Linked DNA regions of Mus musculus: all the other regions are linked to region 1. The links are chromatin contacts, found by Hi-C or POLR2A ChIA-PET in ENCODE. All regions are on one chromosome and are shown on one strand. Each heading gives the region's core, a stretch centred on a gene start or an enhancer-like site at or near the end of the contact. The rest is flanking DNA. Distances are from core to core; before and after follow the strand shown.

Region 1 (3,653 bases), core at 416-2,915:
CTGTGCAGAAGGCCCTGAAGTCCTAATGATATCTACTTTAGCAATCAATCTGCTCTGAGGCAGAAATAAACCCATCTGCCTACTACAAGCTTTCTTAGCTCATAATTTACTATCTTTCAAATGCCCAACATGGAACACAAGCTAATGAAATATTAAGAGAGGCTTGCACAAGGAGCCTAGGTCAACCAGCTTTGTGAGTAACCCTACCACCTAAAACTTGAAACTCGATCTCACTGAAATGACAATCTCATGCTACACTTAAAACCCGGAACTGCTTCATCCTTTCCTATTTCACACTGTCTGACAAAGAGGAAAAAGACAGGAAAAGAAAAGGGGGAAAATTAAGTCCTAAAATCATGAAACCCCTAAATAAAGCATAAATTCACACCAGTACAGCAATAGAGCCTGCAGCTTCTTCAAGAATTAACGGTGGAAGTGAGACCTTTCCGGTATTACTAGCGCCAGGAGCAGAATTCCCCTGAATACAGTGCCGGCACACAGCATTCAACATGTCACAGCCACTCCGCTCACACCCTTGCGTTATTGTGCGCGAAAGCTGGTTACTAAAATGCATTTCTGTACATGCGTGCCTGGTCAGAGCGTTTCTATTCTCTTTGTCTCGTGATCTGCCGGGCAGTTTCTGCCTTTGGGAAGGAAGTAGCTTGCAGACAATTCCCCCAGATATTTTAGCTCTGGCTTGCACGCGGGCCGGTTCTCCCTGGCCGGCAGCTTAGTGCTGGGCAGGTCCTTCCAGGGTCGCCCCGCGTTAGGAAAAGCTGGATTTCCGGGCGGTGCCAGGATCCCACTCATTATGCCTCCAGCAACCTGCCCAAGCCCGGCGGGCGCCAGACGCCGAGCTAGAGCCCCAGCCACCGACCGCCCCGAGGAGCACTTCCCCCACCCCGGAAGAGGAGGGAGGCAAACTTCGGAGGGCGGGGGCTGGGGGCGAGCTCCGGGGACCACCATGGCCCAGCCTGGCCGGAGACCCCGGCTGGGGCTCCGGGCCTGGAGGGTACGCCGCGCTAACGCAAAGGCAGCGATCCAGGCACTCTCCTCGCGCGCTCCCGGCTTCGGAAAGCTGCAGGGCGATCGGGGACCCTCGGAAGCGTGAGGTGACGGAGGAGGAGGGGAGCCGGTGACCGCTGGCAACTCCAGGACCGAACGCTCCGGGTAACGAGCACAGCCCGCCCGGGGTGGCACGAAGGAAATGAGAGCAGGAGGTGGCTGCGACCAAGCAAGCTGGTCACTGGCCGGAGAAGGCTTCCAAGTGGCCGAGAGATGCTGGCGACTGGGAGCTGGCAGCCTGCTCGCTTCCCCTTGAGTGGCTCGGCAGCAGAAGTGGCTGCCGGTGACAGGAAGAGCAGCGGCCGTGCGCGTTCGCACCGCTTCCCCCTCCCGGGCACACCGGGACCCGCCGCCGCCTACCTCCGGGTCGGCTCGCTTCCTTCCTCTGCCCAGCCTGGGCTTCAGCGGCCTCTGAAGCTCCCAGCTCCCAGGCTCCTGCGATCCAGCTGCGACCTGCCGTCGCTTCGCTGTCCCGGTTCCTTGGCTGCACAGCCGTCCTCACCGCTACCGCTGCCGCTGCCGCTGCCGCTGCTTCCTCCAACTCGGCTCCAGCTGCTAGCTACTCCTCTCCCTGAGCGGCGCAGCTCCAGCGCCAGGCGCCAGCCCCACCCCGGGCCCGCCCCTGCGCCCCGCCCCCAGATACACACCAATCAACGCCCGAGACCCCGCCCCCCAGCGCCCGAGCCGCGCCCTCCGCCTCTGCCAGTCTCCGGGAGGGCTACCAAGGTCTAGGAGCTACGCTCTGTGCTGCCGACCCTACCCCGCACCCCTCGCTGCCCTCGCCCCCGCCCCCGGCTCGGGGATGCCCCGGGCGACTGGACGGCGCGCGCCCTCCGCTACGGAGCGCTCTAACTCTGCGTGCTTGGGGCTGGCTCGCCTGCGGGGCGTCGCCCAGGCCCGAAGCAGGGAGTTCAAATGGGGATGGGGGTGGGGGGTGGGAAATAAGTTCAGGCCTCTCTGGAGCCCAGCCGGCTGCCTGCGAGACCCTGCCTCTTTCGAATCCACTAGAGCTTCAGGACAGTGGCTGGGTTCAGGAAGATGCAGATGCGAGGGCTCGCCAAAGCGGGGAGGCCCTGTAATTCCTGGCCTTGCCTGCCCAGCTTCCCTAGTGGTCAGAAAAACCGCGCCACCCGGCGTGGCACTCCCGGGGTGAAGGAGGGGTGAAAGGGTGAGCTGGAGCAACGAGTGCCCGCCGCCTGCAAAAGCCTGGCACGGCTGCCTCCAGGAACCAAGGCGGGATCTAGAGGAAAAGGAGTGTTCTGTGAGGAGGGCGCATACCGGGTGATCTCTGGCAGTCCTTGCAAGGCAGAGCCTATGTAGGTCATTCAGCCAGTCCACCGCCTTCTAACGCTTCTGATAGGCTGGAGAAACTCAAATGAAGTCTATGGTTTGTTAGATGTAAAAATGTAGATCCTTGGAGTAGAAACCACTATGGAAGCTGCTCAAGAAAAAAGTGATAATGGCTCAGCCTTCCCAGATAAGAAAGGATGATAGCCCCGTGTTTTGTCTTCATAAAAACGTTCAAGAACTCATGGACTTTTTAAATTTTGCTCCCAAAATATGTCTTATTTTGTAGTTCAGGAACCTGTAGCCACCCACCCTTCTTGCCCTAAAGATCCCTTTTGCAGCTATTCTGGCAACAAAATGCTTTTTCTTAACCAAGAACTTAGTCTGTTGTCAAATTCTAAATTTGGTAGTGTATTACTGTGAGTTTTGGAAGCAGAGGGAAAAAATGAAATTCACAGTTTATGTTAAACAAATGCAGTCACGTTTAAAGGTGACGCCCATTCTAAAAGAAGAGATCTCAGTACACAATTCAGGTACTAATGTTTCTGGTACTCTTGGTATCTAATAAAGACAAAAGCAGGCTGCTACCCACATCACATTTAAGAATTTGCCTACCCATTGGACACGCAAACTTTATATGCCCCAGTACAGGGGAACGCCAGGGCCAAAAAGGGGGAGTGGGTGGGTAGGGGAGTGGGGGTGGGTGGCTACGGGGGACTTTTGGTATAGCATTGGAAATGTAAATGAGCTAAATACCTAATAAAAAAATGGAAAAGAAAAGAAAAAAAAAGAATTTGCCTACACAGAAGATGGCCTAGTTGGCCATCACTGGGAAGAGAGGCCCTTTGGTATTGCAAACTTTATATGCCCCAGTACAGGGGAATGCCAGGGCCAAGAAGCAGAGTGGGTGGGTAGGGGAGCAGGGCGGGGGGAGGATATAGGGAACTTTCAGGATAGCATTTGAAATTTATATAAAGAAAATATCTAATAAAAAATAAAATAAAGAATTTGCCTACCATTCAGGATGTGGTGACAAGTCTGTAATCCCAGCACTTTGAAGCTGAAGCCATAGTCTCGAGTTCAAACCAGCCTAGTCTTTATAGAATCTCTCTGAATATAGATTATGTTAATTTGTGTAGGGAGATCCATCTTAATTATGAGTAGAATCACACCTAGGGCAGGAAATTCTGTACTGTACGAATGGAGACAAAAAATGAGGGCTATGCATGCATGCATTACTGGTTGCTCTTATCTGATTGAGGGCATAAGGTGGCCAGCTATTCAAGTTCCTATGGCCTTAA
Region 2 (3,653 bases), core at 541-3,040, 830 kb after region 1:
TTCAGGCCCATTCCCTCCGAATACTCTCACCCATGGTTCCTCAGAACCGGAACCAGCATACACAGCATCTTCTGGGGTCCCTAAGGAGATGCATGTTAAGTTCCAGAGTCTGAGTTGGCGCTCAAGACCCAACTGAATCCAGAAAGCTAAAAGAAAATTATTCTTCCTCGCCATGTCAGAACAGCTCCATGCCCAGAAGTCTCTGATGTCATAAGAGTGTTCTTATACTTACACTTATGTTGTACCTGGACCATAGCCAGACAAGCAGCAGAACTGGTATGGTAGGAACTCATCCAGAAATGGAGGGGACAACCTGTGTGCTTCCTCTGCGTGCTTTCTTTGTTTCCCAGAACCACTTACCCTGCCCCGGGTGTGTGTGTGCATGTGAGAGCAGCACATACTATACCAATGCAGACATGCCCATCAAATGCATTGGCCAAAGCCAATCAGATTTCTTCCTCTACTTTTACCCACCTTATTTCCTGAGACAGGGCCTTTCCATAAATCAAAAGCTCACCAGTTTGGGCCAAGCTGGCTGGTCAGAGAACTCTCAGGATCTGTCTGTCTCCACCCCAGTGCTAAAGGGACAGGCATGCACAGTCATGCACAGCTTTTTTGTGTGCTTACTGGAGATTCAGACTCAGGTCCACCCTGTTTTCATAGAAAGCCATCTTACATACAAGCCACCTCCACAGGCTCCTGGCCTAGCTTCTCAAAGTCCCTTCCAAGCTGCCTGTGACACCTCCAATGAGTGTTTAAAAAATCTGCTTTCACTCATGCAGTTGTCTGCCCTTGTTTACAACCAGGCCTACTCCTTTCCCCTCCCCAACTTTGCCTGTGACTATCCTAGGATGGGGGCGACCACCTGCTTCTGTCCTTTCTCCTTCTAGATTGTTTACATACTTATCTGGGGACCTTTCCTTTTAATTTTAAGAGTTTGGTTTTTTTTTTACAATGGGAACAGGAAACGATTAAAACTGTTACATTCATATTCCCAGAAACATTTGTCATAATAACTGAAAGGCAGGAGCAACTCAGTGTCCATGAAATAGATGAATGGATAAATGATATGTGGCGCCTAATCCAATGGGGTTCTGCTTACCAGTGCTCAGTTCTGACACATGCTACAGGTTGTTGGGAACCATGTTGTGCTCAAAGTTAAGTAAGCCAATCACAAAAGGACAACTATTACATGACTTCACTTCCTGAGATACCCAGAAGGGTCAAAATCCAACCAACAAAGGATGGCTTCTTGGAAAGAGGAAATGAGAGGAGAGTTACTGGTTAGTAAGTACAGAGTCTAAGTTAGGAAGAGAGAAAGATCCAGAAACAGATGGCTGGATGGTAACGATGGTAGCACAATAATGTATATGTACTTTACCTAACTGGACTGATTGATTTCATGTTAAGTATAGATTACCACAACTTCAAAACATTTAAAATTTAATTTTGAACCAAAAGAAGAAGGAGGAGGAGGAGGAGCAGGAGGAGGAGGAGGAAGAAGAGCAGCTCCTGATTGAAGCCCATGTACTAAATGCAATAGAACTGAAACCCAAGGTTGGTTCTGACTTTGCAGATTGACCCCTCACCTACTCTATTGTACCTAAAATGCTCCCAAACTTCTAGTGGTTTGCAGAGGCCTGTGAGGCAGTGGCCTGACTCTGAGAGCCAGCGCATCCCCGGAGGCCCCACAAGATGTGATCTTTCCCACTTGTTTCTGCTGGGATGATAAGCACTCACCAAATGACACGCCGAGAAAGATTACATAAAAGCAATTTTCCACAGTGCTATTTCTAGACCTTGTATGAGTCATGTGTCACCTTCTGAAGCGATTGCATTGCTAATGAAGGCTCTCAATGCACAATACAGCAAGAACCCTGCAAAATCCTACTGGCAAGGGAAAGAAAGAAATTGGTGTTTCATTCTGGTGTCTTCATCCAGAAGGGTTAGAGGTAAACCAGATGGAAGAACCAGTCACTTATGCCAGGGCTACCTACCTCAGTGTGTGGAGAACACCCTCTGTCTCTCTGTCATACACAATGTTTCTAAGAGTTTACTGTGTCAGCTATAAGAAATACGATGATATATTTCTTTTTTTTTTCTTTTTCAGTGATGTATTTACTAAGGTAAGTCCAGCTCATGTGGTGTTTACAATGTGATTCTTGTGTATGAACAAAGACATTTAGAAAGGCCATTTTTATGGTACCTATAAATGCACTGTCCTAGTGTTGAAAAGATTCCAAAAGATCAGTTGGGCCCTAGTCCAAATCTTCTCATTGATGGCAGTTCACAGGACAGCCAGCTACCCAAGGACTTATGCAAATTAGCATATGCTGACCTTTCTACAGGCCTCCCATATAGAGCTAAGTAAGCATGCAGAGGAGATGACTCTGAAAAAATGATAAATTGTTACCCAAACAATAAGAACTCCAAATAGCGCCCTGTTTAAAAAGGAATAAAGAAACAGAAACATTCAGAGAATCAACCATTTGCCTGGGGTATCCCAGAGTGGCCCAGGGTAGCCCAGTGTAGCCCAGGTCTGGCTTCTGCTCATGTCCTGAAGATGTTGTCTCACCTACTCCTTTCTCACTCTTCACTCTGATCATTATTGTCATGGAGAGAACGTCCCTCCTGGAATCATGTCTGCCACCTATGTAAGCTATCCCTCATGCATTATCTTTACATGCAGTTCCTTGATTCTCAGAACAAGAGGCAACAGTAGACATTCAGTCAGGTCACTGAATGTGCCCAAGACCACATGCCTAATTAGTGACATGGCAAGTGGTAAATCTTTTTCTCTCTCATCATCCAGTGGCATGTAGGAATCAGACAGCATTTAATATTAATAAATAAATGGATTTTTATTTTCTATAGAACCAACCACTGTGGTTTTGGCTTAAAAGGTGGCCCAGGGGATATAAGTACAAACCATTCCTGGGATTAATGAGATCAGCATACAGGAGCAACAGGATCCAGGACTCTGAAGGAACATTTCTCTTCTTAGTACATACTATCCTTCTGATAACCTGTATGTCTTACATCGTCACACTTTGTGTAATTTGATATGACAGTCCTGACTGACTAGGTCTTGATCATACATTGGAAACATGGGTCTGTGTGTATGTACATGCATGTGTGTATGCACATGAGGATTGGGGAAGAAGAAATGGCGGCAGAGGCAAAAACATAAAGTTAGAAACAAGACATCACAAAGATCAAATGCAGTTGTCTTTGAAGTTCCTATGTTTCCAAGTTGTTCTGTGTTGAGGAGCATTGTGTTACAGAGGCAGGGAGAGATCCAGTAAGAAGAGCAAGTTCTCAGTCACTATTAGCAGCTCCAAAAACCCCACCTGTGTGCCCTCCCTCCCTCCTTCCCTCCCTCCCTCCAGGCTGCAATCACCTGCACAATGCTGTGCTGCTCCACCCACCTGTGAGTAGACGGTGCATAGAAAATCAGCTTACCATTGGATGAAACAGAAACAGGTGGCAATGGCAGAGGACACATGCAGGCTAGACTGTCCTTGGAGCCTTGGGCCTGGGCCCTTCTGAGCATCCTGACTGACGATAAGGCTCTGCTTATTTGCTTCCTAAAGTGTTGCCCATGACCAATAAAACTATTGAGCAGTCTCAGAGATCATGTGACAGTTTGGTGA
Region 3 (3,653 bases), core at 856-3,355, 810 kb after region 1:
AAACAAACTCCTCTTTCACAAAGAGAATCCTCTGTGCTAGCCAGATGGACCCAACTTTACCCAGGGAGACAAGCCAAGTTAAGGGCTGGGTTGCTGAGTGAACTTTCTCTGAGGCCTCAGTCACTCATCATCATGACTGAACATTCTGGGGTGCTTGGGGTGAGGTTGTGGTCCTCTCAGTAAAAAGTCCATTTATCCATTATCTCTCTCCTTCTCTCTCTCTCTCCCTGAATCCCCATCTTCATGTTCCCCAAATATTATACCTTCTCTGTAAAGTGCAAAGCATTTCTTTCCATGTGGCCCTCTGTCTCCAATATCATGAAGCTAATTGTATTCAGGTAAAACCATTCTCCCTTCATTACTCTTTTCCAGGAGAAGACTTCTACTGAGAGATAGCTATCCAACTGTCTACACAGTATATTAAGAATGTCAAATAAAGGAATCTCTCACCAAAACCATCCAGTCCCCTCTTTCCAGATATGTTATTCTTAATTCCTACATTGCATTCCATTAAGAAACCTGTAGATATATATATGAAAAGAAGCTGGATCAGGCCATGGGGTGTAAAGCCAAGGACAGAAATGATTGTATATTTCCTAGTCATTACATCTACATAGATTCATTGGCAGAAAGCCTGTTCCTGATGGATTGGATATAACTCAACTAAACCACCACTGATGAAAGTTCAACACTTGCTACATACAGGTCGCTGTGCCTGCTGATGGGAAGAAAAGAAAGCAGAGTGCTATGCCTCTACCCATAGACACACACTGGGACCTTATTATGACTTGTCTTGTTTCCTTTCTAATTGTAAATTATATTATAAAACCCTATGGGTTTCAAATATTATCATGAATTTCACTGTGCCTCACTCTGGGCACATTTTAAAATATCTAAATAGCTTTTATAAAGTTTTTTTTGCTATGTACAAAATATCTTCAGTAAATATATCATATGCAACATTACTTTCCATTTACTTAATGTAACATTCCAATAATTTTATATAGTAGTAATTTTATTTATCGTTGGACTCCAGGGTACCTATGGAAGGTAATAACTTCCTGCTTATTCAGCTAAAGACTTTGTTTTCTCTTTAACTGAGACTGCACAGCAGATGCAACCCCCGGTTAATGAGAAGCCAGAATTTACTTGAATATTACAGGTCATTAGTTGGGTGATTGTCTCACTATTACAGACTATTAAGAGGTTCTTTCTGTTTTCCTTCCTTTCTTTAGTTATCAACTCTATTCCTTAGAGCAACTATGTAGCTTTAGTTCTACTGTGGCAGATCCCTGCTAGAAAGACAACAACCAAGCAGTTAGTGGCTGTGTGTCCCTCTAGCCCATTAGAGCTGATCCTTTAAAGTTCTGTGTGGGAACTGGCTTGTTTGTGCTTCTATGTCCTCTGTTGTGTTCAAGGGTAACTGTTTCTCTGTGTAACGTTTCACATACTGCGTTTCCTTCTGTCTAAAACATTGCTCTAATTCTTAAAATTAGAAGTGACTTTTTCTGAAAGCTAGGAGAAGCAGCAGCTTAGCATGGTGGGGCATATGGCTTCTGACAGCCTTCTGACAAAGGGCACAGGCTCTGATCACAGGGCACAGGTCCCAAGAGGAAGTAGGAGGGATCAGGGGAATGTTACACCAGGCCAGCCCTACTTTTCTGCACAGAAAACCACAGACCTCCACACAAGAAAGGGAAATTCCCCAACCTCTGTGCCAGTTTCCAAACCATAGAAGATGGCCAGCCATTCTACACAAGCTGCAGTTTTCAACGGCCTTTTCAAGCATGCCTCACAGCTCTTGAATAAATCAGATCATCCTCAATTCCCAAAGAAAGTGGCTGAGTCACAGAGGCTTGGCAAGGTGGCTGGGGAAAGTCCCTTAGTGGGGGAGCTGAAGGCAGAAGGCAGAGCTCCCAACTCCTTGTCCTGGACAAGGGGAAAGAGGCCACCCTGCCTCTTTATTATGTCCATCAGGGAACAGAAAACCAATTGTGACCCCCTAAGTCTCACAAAAGAGCAGTTCACTGCACTGCCAACAGTGGGCTCTGAATAAACGAAGCCTTGTGCTAAAAGTCTGCTGATCACAGTGCTCTGCTCCAAAGCCCAGAGCACCCTGACAGGATGGCCAGGCCGCAACAACTCAATTGCCTGGTTGGTGGGCAGTCCGCTAGTGCACGGCTTGCCAGGGAAGGGGGAGTCAGTAGGTCAGCCATTGAGGCCATGTTCTAGAAGAAGATGGAAACAAAGCATGCAGAAAGCCTTTTCTTGTGAGCGAGTTAACCCTTGCTTCTGAGTCACATATTTGGACTCGTTGGAGGCTTACAAGCAATGTTGGCACACCTGCTGACATAGGCTCAAGAGGTTGAACATATTTTGTCTTAACATGCATGTAGGTTTGGGGCTATACTAATGATGCCCATGAGACCATGAACTGGACAAGGAATTCCCAGGAATATTCTAAAAAAAAAAAAAAAAAGCCAAGAACTCAGCTCTTAAATGCTCTCAAGTCTGTATTTTACCTCAAACAATATAAGGAGAAGGAAGCAGACACATTAAGATAAATTGCCCAAATTGGCTAAATTTCACTGTAATAACAACTCTAAAACCATAGTAACCAAGCAATTCTTATTTCTTATCATCTGTTGATAGAATGGCTCTGTTTATAAGAGTCAAATCCCCATTTTACATATTCTCAAGAGAGAAGGGACAGCTCTGCAGGGTCTCTCGCTGACATAAAATAATACAACTTTTAAGAGTGACACATGTCATTTTGCTCAAAATCCATTGGCCAAATCTACTTGTATTGTCCTTTTCAATCTTTTTTATTAGATATTTTCTTTATTTACATTTCAAATGTTGTCCCCCTTCCTGGTCTCCCTCCAAAATCCCCCCTTATCCCCTCTTCCCTCCCCCTGCTCACCAACCCACCCATTCCCACTTCCTGGCCCTGGCATTCCCCTATACTGGGGCATAGAGCCTTCACAGAACCAAGAGGCTCTCCTAGCATTGATGACCGAGTAGGCCATCCTCTGCTACATATGCAGCTGGAGCCATGAGTCCTACCATGTGTACTCTTTGGTTGGTGGTTTAGTCCCAGGGAGCTCTGGGGGTACTGATTAGTTCAAATTGTTGTTCCTCTTATGAAGCTATAAACCCCTTCAACTTCTTGGGTCCTTTCTCTAGCTCCTTCATTGGGGACCCTGTTCTCAGTCCAATGGATGGCTGTGAGCATCTCCTTCTGTATTTGTCAGGCACTGGCAGAGCCTCTCAGGGAACAGTTATATCAGTCACCTGTCAGCAAGCTCTTGTTGGCCTCCACAATAGTGTCTGAGTACCAGAGGACCAAACAATACCACTCCTGGGCATAAACCCAGAAGATGCTCCAACAGGTAATAAGGACACATGTTCTACTATGCTCATAGCAGCCTTATTTATAATAGCCAGAAGCTGGAAAGAACCCAGATCTCCCTCAACAGAGGAATGGATACAGAAAATGTGTACATTTACATAATGGAGTACTACTCAGCTATTAAAAATGATGGATTTATGAAAATCTTAGGCAAATGGATGGATCTGGAGGATATCATCCTGAGTGAGGTAACCTAATCACAAAAGAACACACATGATACGAACTCAGTGATAAGTGGATA
Region 4 (3,653 bases), core at 321-2,820, 570 kb after region 1:
TGGATAGATCACAGGGCCTCCAATGGAGGAGCTAGAGAAAGTACCCAAGGAGCTAAAGGGAACTGCAACCCTATAGGTGGAACAACAATATGAACTAACCAGTACCTCGGAGCTCTTGTCTCTAGCTGCATATGTATCAAAAGATGGCCTAGTCGGCCAACACTGGAAAAAGAGGCCCATTGGACTTGCAAACTTTATATGCCCCAGTACAGGGGAACGCCAGGGCCAAAAAGGGGGAGTGGGTGGGTAGTGGAGTGGGGGGCAGGGTATGGGGGAATTTTGGGATAGCATTGGAAATGTAAATGAGGAAAATACCTAATAAAAATATTTTTTAAAAAGGTGTGGGGTTTTTCTCCTTCACATTGAGAACAAGAGCGGTGAAAATGAAAATGAATTATTTTAGTGACAGAAGTGGACACATCCAGTCTAATGCCCTGGCTCCTTTTTCATTTAACTCAGCTTGGTTGCATTCTTCACAGGCTCTTCGTGGCTCTTTGGAAGAGACAAGAATCCCCTGTCAACTTCATAAATCTCAAAGCCTTTTCTCCTCCTGTATTCATTTAGCTATAAGGAAATCACACACACAAACACGCACACACATACACACTCACACATTGTATACATACATATACACAAAATGTTACACATGGACTTAAATGGTGTGGTATTACTTTATTTAATTTTCTCTGACTTTTTCCATATTCTAAGTCTAATGCAGTGAAATTCCCAAATGAAGCAATTTTGTAGTCATATGTGACAAAAGAACCTATTTTATCTTTGAGAAATATGACCATGGAAACAATGTATTTCAGAAAACATCCTTCCTTACTGGTGCAGCTTGATTCAGCCAAGCAACCAACTAGTATTTTACAGAGAAGGGGGAAAAAACAGAAAGGCCCTAAATGCACGGTTATACAAATCAATGCATTAGCCACAGGGAACACTTTCACTGACTGTGACTAAAGTTCATCAGGAGGTACACATGAGGGTGTGTTCCTGTCATCCCAGCAGGCAGGATTCTTAGCTACAGACTGGCTCTATGGTAATTACTTAATTAATTAATATAAATAATAAACAAATAAAAGTCTTCATTTCAACCTGTGGCATCTGCTTGTCCAGCATCCAGCATCCAGCCCTTCCCCCACCCTTTGAAAAGATGTCTTCTCTCTAAAATGCCCAAGAGATTGAGTCTTCTCTCCATAATTCTAAAATTATAATCATATGTTTGATGCTAAATGCTGGTTAGATCTCTTATTCCAAATTGAATTAGTTCTCAAAGGCGATTCCAAATTAGTGATAACCATATGTTCACATCTCAGCAACAGGCACGCGAAGCTATTTCTAGGCTGTTAATTATGCAATCACCAGGGAGTGCGTTTCGGGGTGGGGGTGGGGCTTCTCCTATACTACCATACTGACCCCCCGAAAATCTAGACTCGTAAGCATGACATCAGACATAATTCTTGGACAAATTATATCAGTAACACCTGCAGATCATATATAAAAACAGCAAGACAGAAGCCAGAGAGGGGCCTTGGAGCGCAGCCAAACTCTAGTCTCCGAGGCCACATTTAGCACAAGCCAAGCGGCACGGACCTGAGTTTGCGTGTGATGGATGGGCCCTGCAAGGCACTTCCAGATCATCCGTCATCACTGTTGTTGTTTGCAGGTGCCTCTTGGTGTGGCGATGGAGGAAGGGGAGAGAGGATATATTGCCAACTCATTTGAAAGCCGTTAATACCTCTGCTTATTAAACTCTTTTACTTTTTCCCCTCACTGTTATAATGTATACCCAAGTAGTCTAGCAGCTTCTGTATGCACAAGGAAACCCCTGTGAAAAATCAAACTGCAAATAGCCAGCCAAGATGAAGGAGCTAAACTAGGTAGCCAGAAGGACAAGCAGTGCTCAAAAAGAAATACTTTTCTAGTTAAAAAAAAAAGAAAGAAAGAAAGAAAGAAAAATCCCCATGACAACCTTGAGGCCGAGTGCCTGTTAGATTCCAAAAGAAATGAAAGAAACGGAAAATGGAAGTCTCAGATGGGACAGTTTAGAGTTTGCCTTAGATAACAATCCTAAGCATTATTAAATTTATTTATTCACTTTACAACCCAATATCATCCCTCCTTCTCCTCCTAGTACTCCTCACGGAAGTCCTCCACCCATTCTACCTTCTCTTTTGAGACTGGAAAATCCCCCTCTGGGTGTTAACTGCCTGCCCCCAGACCTTTGCTCATCAACTCCCTGGAGGACTAGGCCAGACAAGGCAAGAGGTTCAGCCCTTGCTCCAGTTGCTTGGAGAACCCACATGAAGACCCAGCTGCTCATCTGCTACATATGTTCAGGGGCCCAGGTCCAACCTGTGCTTGCTCTTTAGTTAGTAAATCACTCTCCGGTAGCCCATAAGGGTCCAGGACAGTTGTCTCTGTTTGTCTTCCTGTGGAACCTCTATCCTACTCTGGTCCTTCAATCTTCCTCCCAACTCTTCCATAAGACTCCCAAGCTCCATCTAATATTTGGGAGTGAGTCTCTGCATCTCTTTCTGTCGGCTGCTGGGTGGAGCCCCCTCCCACCCCACCCATTTCCCTTCTCTACCCTGCTTTCTCTACCTCTGATCCCACCTCCTCCCTCTGCTCCTCTTCCCATCCCCTCTCCCACACAGTTCCCTCCTTCCATTGACCTCCAATATCCATTTTGTTTCCCTGTCTGAGAAAGATTCAGCCATTCTCCCTTGGGTCCTCCTTGTTATTTGACTTCTTTGGGTCTGTTGACTATAGTATAGTTATCTTGTATTTTATGGCTAATACCTACATATAAGTGAGGACATACCATGCATGTCCTTTTGGTTCTGGGTTACTTCGCTCAGGATGATAATTTCTAGTTCCATCCATTTGACTGTGCAGCTCATGATAGATATCCTTGTTTTTAGTGGCTGAGTTTCCAGTTTCTGGCTATTATGAATAAAGCTGCTGTGAACATAGTTGAGCAAGTGCTCTTGGGTATATGCCTAGGAGTGGCATAGCTGGGTCTTGGGGTATAATTATTCCCAGTTTTCTGAGAAACTACCAAATCGATCTCCAGAGTGGTTGTACAAGTTTGCACTCCCACCAGAAATGAGGAGTGTTTCCCCTTGCTCCACAACCTCGCCAGCATGTGCTGTCCTTTGGTTTTTTTTAATCTTAGCCATTGAGATGGGTATAAATCTCAGAATCATTTTGATTTGCATTTCCCTGATGACTAACTGTTGAACATTCCTTTAGGTGTTCATTGGCCATTCGAGATTCCTCTGTTGAGAATTCTCTATTTAGCTCTATACCCCATTTTTTTTAATTGAGTTATTTGGGTTGTTGATGTTTAATTTCTTGAGTTCTTTACATATTTTGGCTATTAGCTCTCTGTCAGATGTAGGGCTAGTGAATATCTTTTCCCAATCTGGTGGCTACCGATTTGTCCTATTGATAGTATCCTTTGACTTACAGAAGCTTTTCAGTTTCATGAGGTCCCATTTATCAATTCTTGACCTTAGTGCCCGAGCCATTGGTGGTCTGTTCAGGAGATTGTCTCCTGTACTGACCAGTTCAAGGCTACTCCCCACTTTCTGTTTTACTAGGTTAAATGTGTCTGATTTTACATTGAGGTCTTTGATCCATTTGGA

The links. Hi-C counts contacts between places; a loop is a spot of excess contacts on that map. ChIA-PET counts read pairs that join two places held with the same protein, here RNA polymerase II (POLR2A).
Region 2: a map of T-helper 2 cell shows a loop between it and region 1 (2.2-fold over the local background). The contact joins the enhancer-like site here to the promoter of Pik3r1 in region 1. A Hi-C loop is called at or near these places in 1 of 37 maps with a recorded cell type or tissue (T-helper 2 cell). POLR2A ChIA-PET finds 5 or more read pairs at or near these places in 1 of 5 experiments (Patski).
Region 3: a map of left cerebral cortex shows a loop between it and region 1 (18-fold over the local background). The contact joins the enhancer-like site here to the promoter of Pik3r1 in region 1. A Hi-C loop is called at or near these places in 1 of 37 maps with a recorded cell type or tissue (left cerebral cortex). POLR2A ChIA-PET finds 5 or more read pairs at or near these places in 1 of 5 experiments (Patski).
Region 4: a map of left cerebral cortex shows a loop between it and region 1 (2.1-fold over the local background). The contact joins the enhancer-like site here to the promoter of Pik3r1 in region 1. A Hi-C loop is called at or near these places in 5 of 37 maps with a recorded cell type or tissue (gastrocnemius, heart and left cerebral cortex).

Annotation. Positions count from the first base shown.
Region 1 is chr13:101,766,552-101,770,204 of GRCm38, forward strand. It overlaps Pik3r1 (phosphoinositide-3-kinase regulatory subunit 1), which reads right to left and starts at 1,666. Exons shown (of 16, transcript NM_001077495.2): 1 at 1,426-1,666.
Region 2 is chr13:102,594,040-102,597,692 of GRCm38, forward strand. No RefSeq gene overlaps it. Among named protein-coding and RNA genes, the nearest start is that of Gm29927, 3.5 kb to the left of the region's middle. Within about 2 kb of position 1,791, at least 1 of the 3 ENCODE cell types and tissues checked has a DNase peak (open chromatin) inside an H3K27ac peak, as active enhancers do.
Region 3 is chr13:102,571,719-102,575,371 of GRCm38, forward strand. The region is part of intron 1 of Gm29927 (a long non-coding RNA gene); the gene reads right to left. Among named protein-coding and RNA genes, the nearest start is that of Gm29927, 19 kb to the right of the region's middle. Within about 2 kb of position 2,106, at least 2 of the 3 ENCODE cell types and tissues checked have a DNase peak (open chromatin) inside an H3K27ac peak, as active enhancers do; they include left cerebral cortex, where a contact is called at or near this core.
Region 4 is chr13:102,332,862-102,336,514 of GRCm38, forward strand. No RefSeq gene overlaps it. Among named protein-coding and RNA genes, the nearest start is that of Gm36703, 15 kb to the right of the region's middle. Within about 2 kb of position 1,571, at least 2 of the 3 ENCODE cell types and tissues checked have a DNase peak (open chromatin) inside an H3K27ac peak, as active enhancers do; they include gastrocnemius and left cerebral cortex, where a contact is called at or near this core.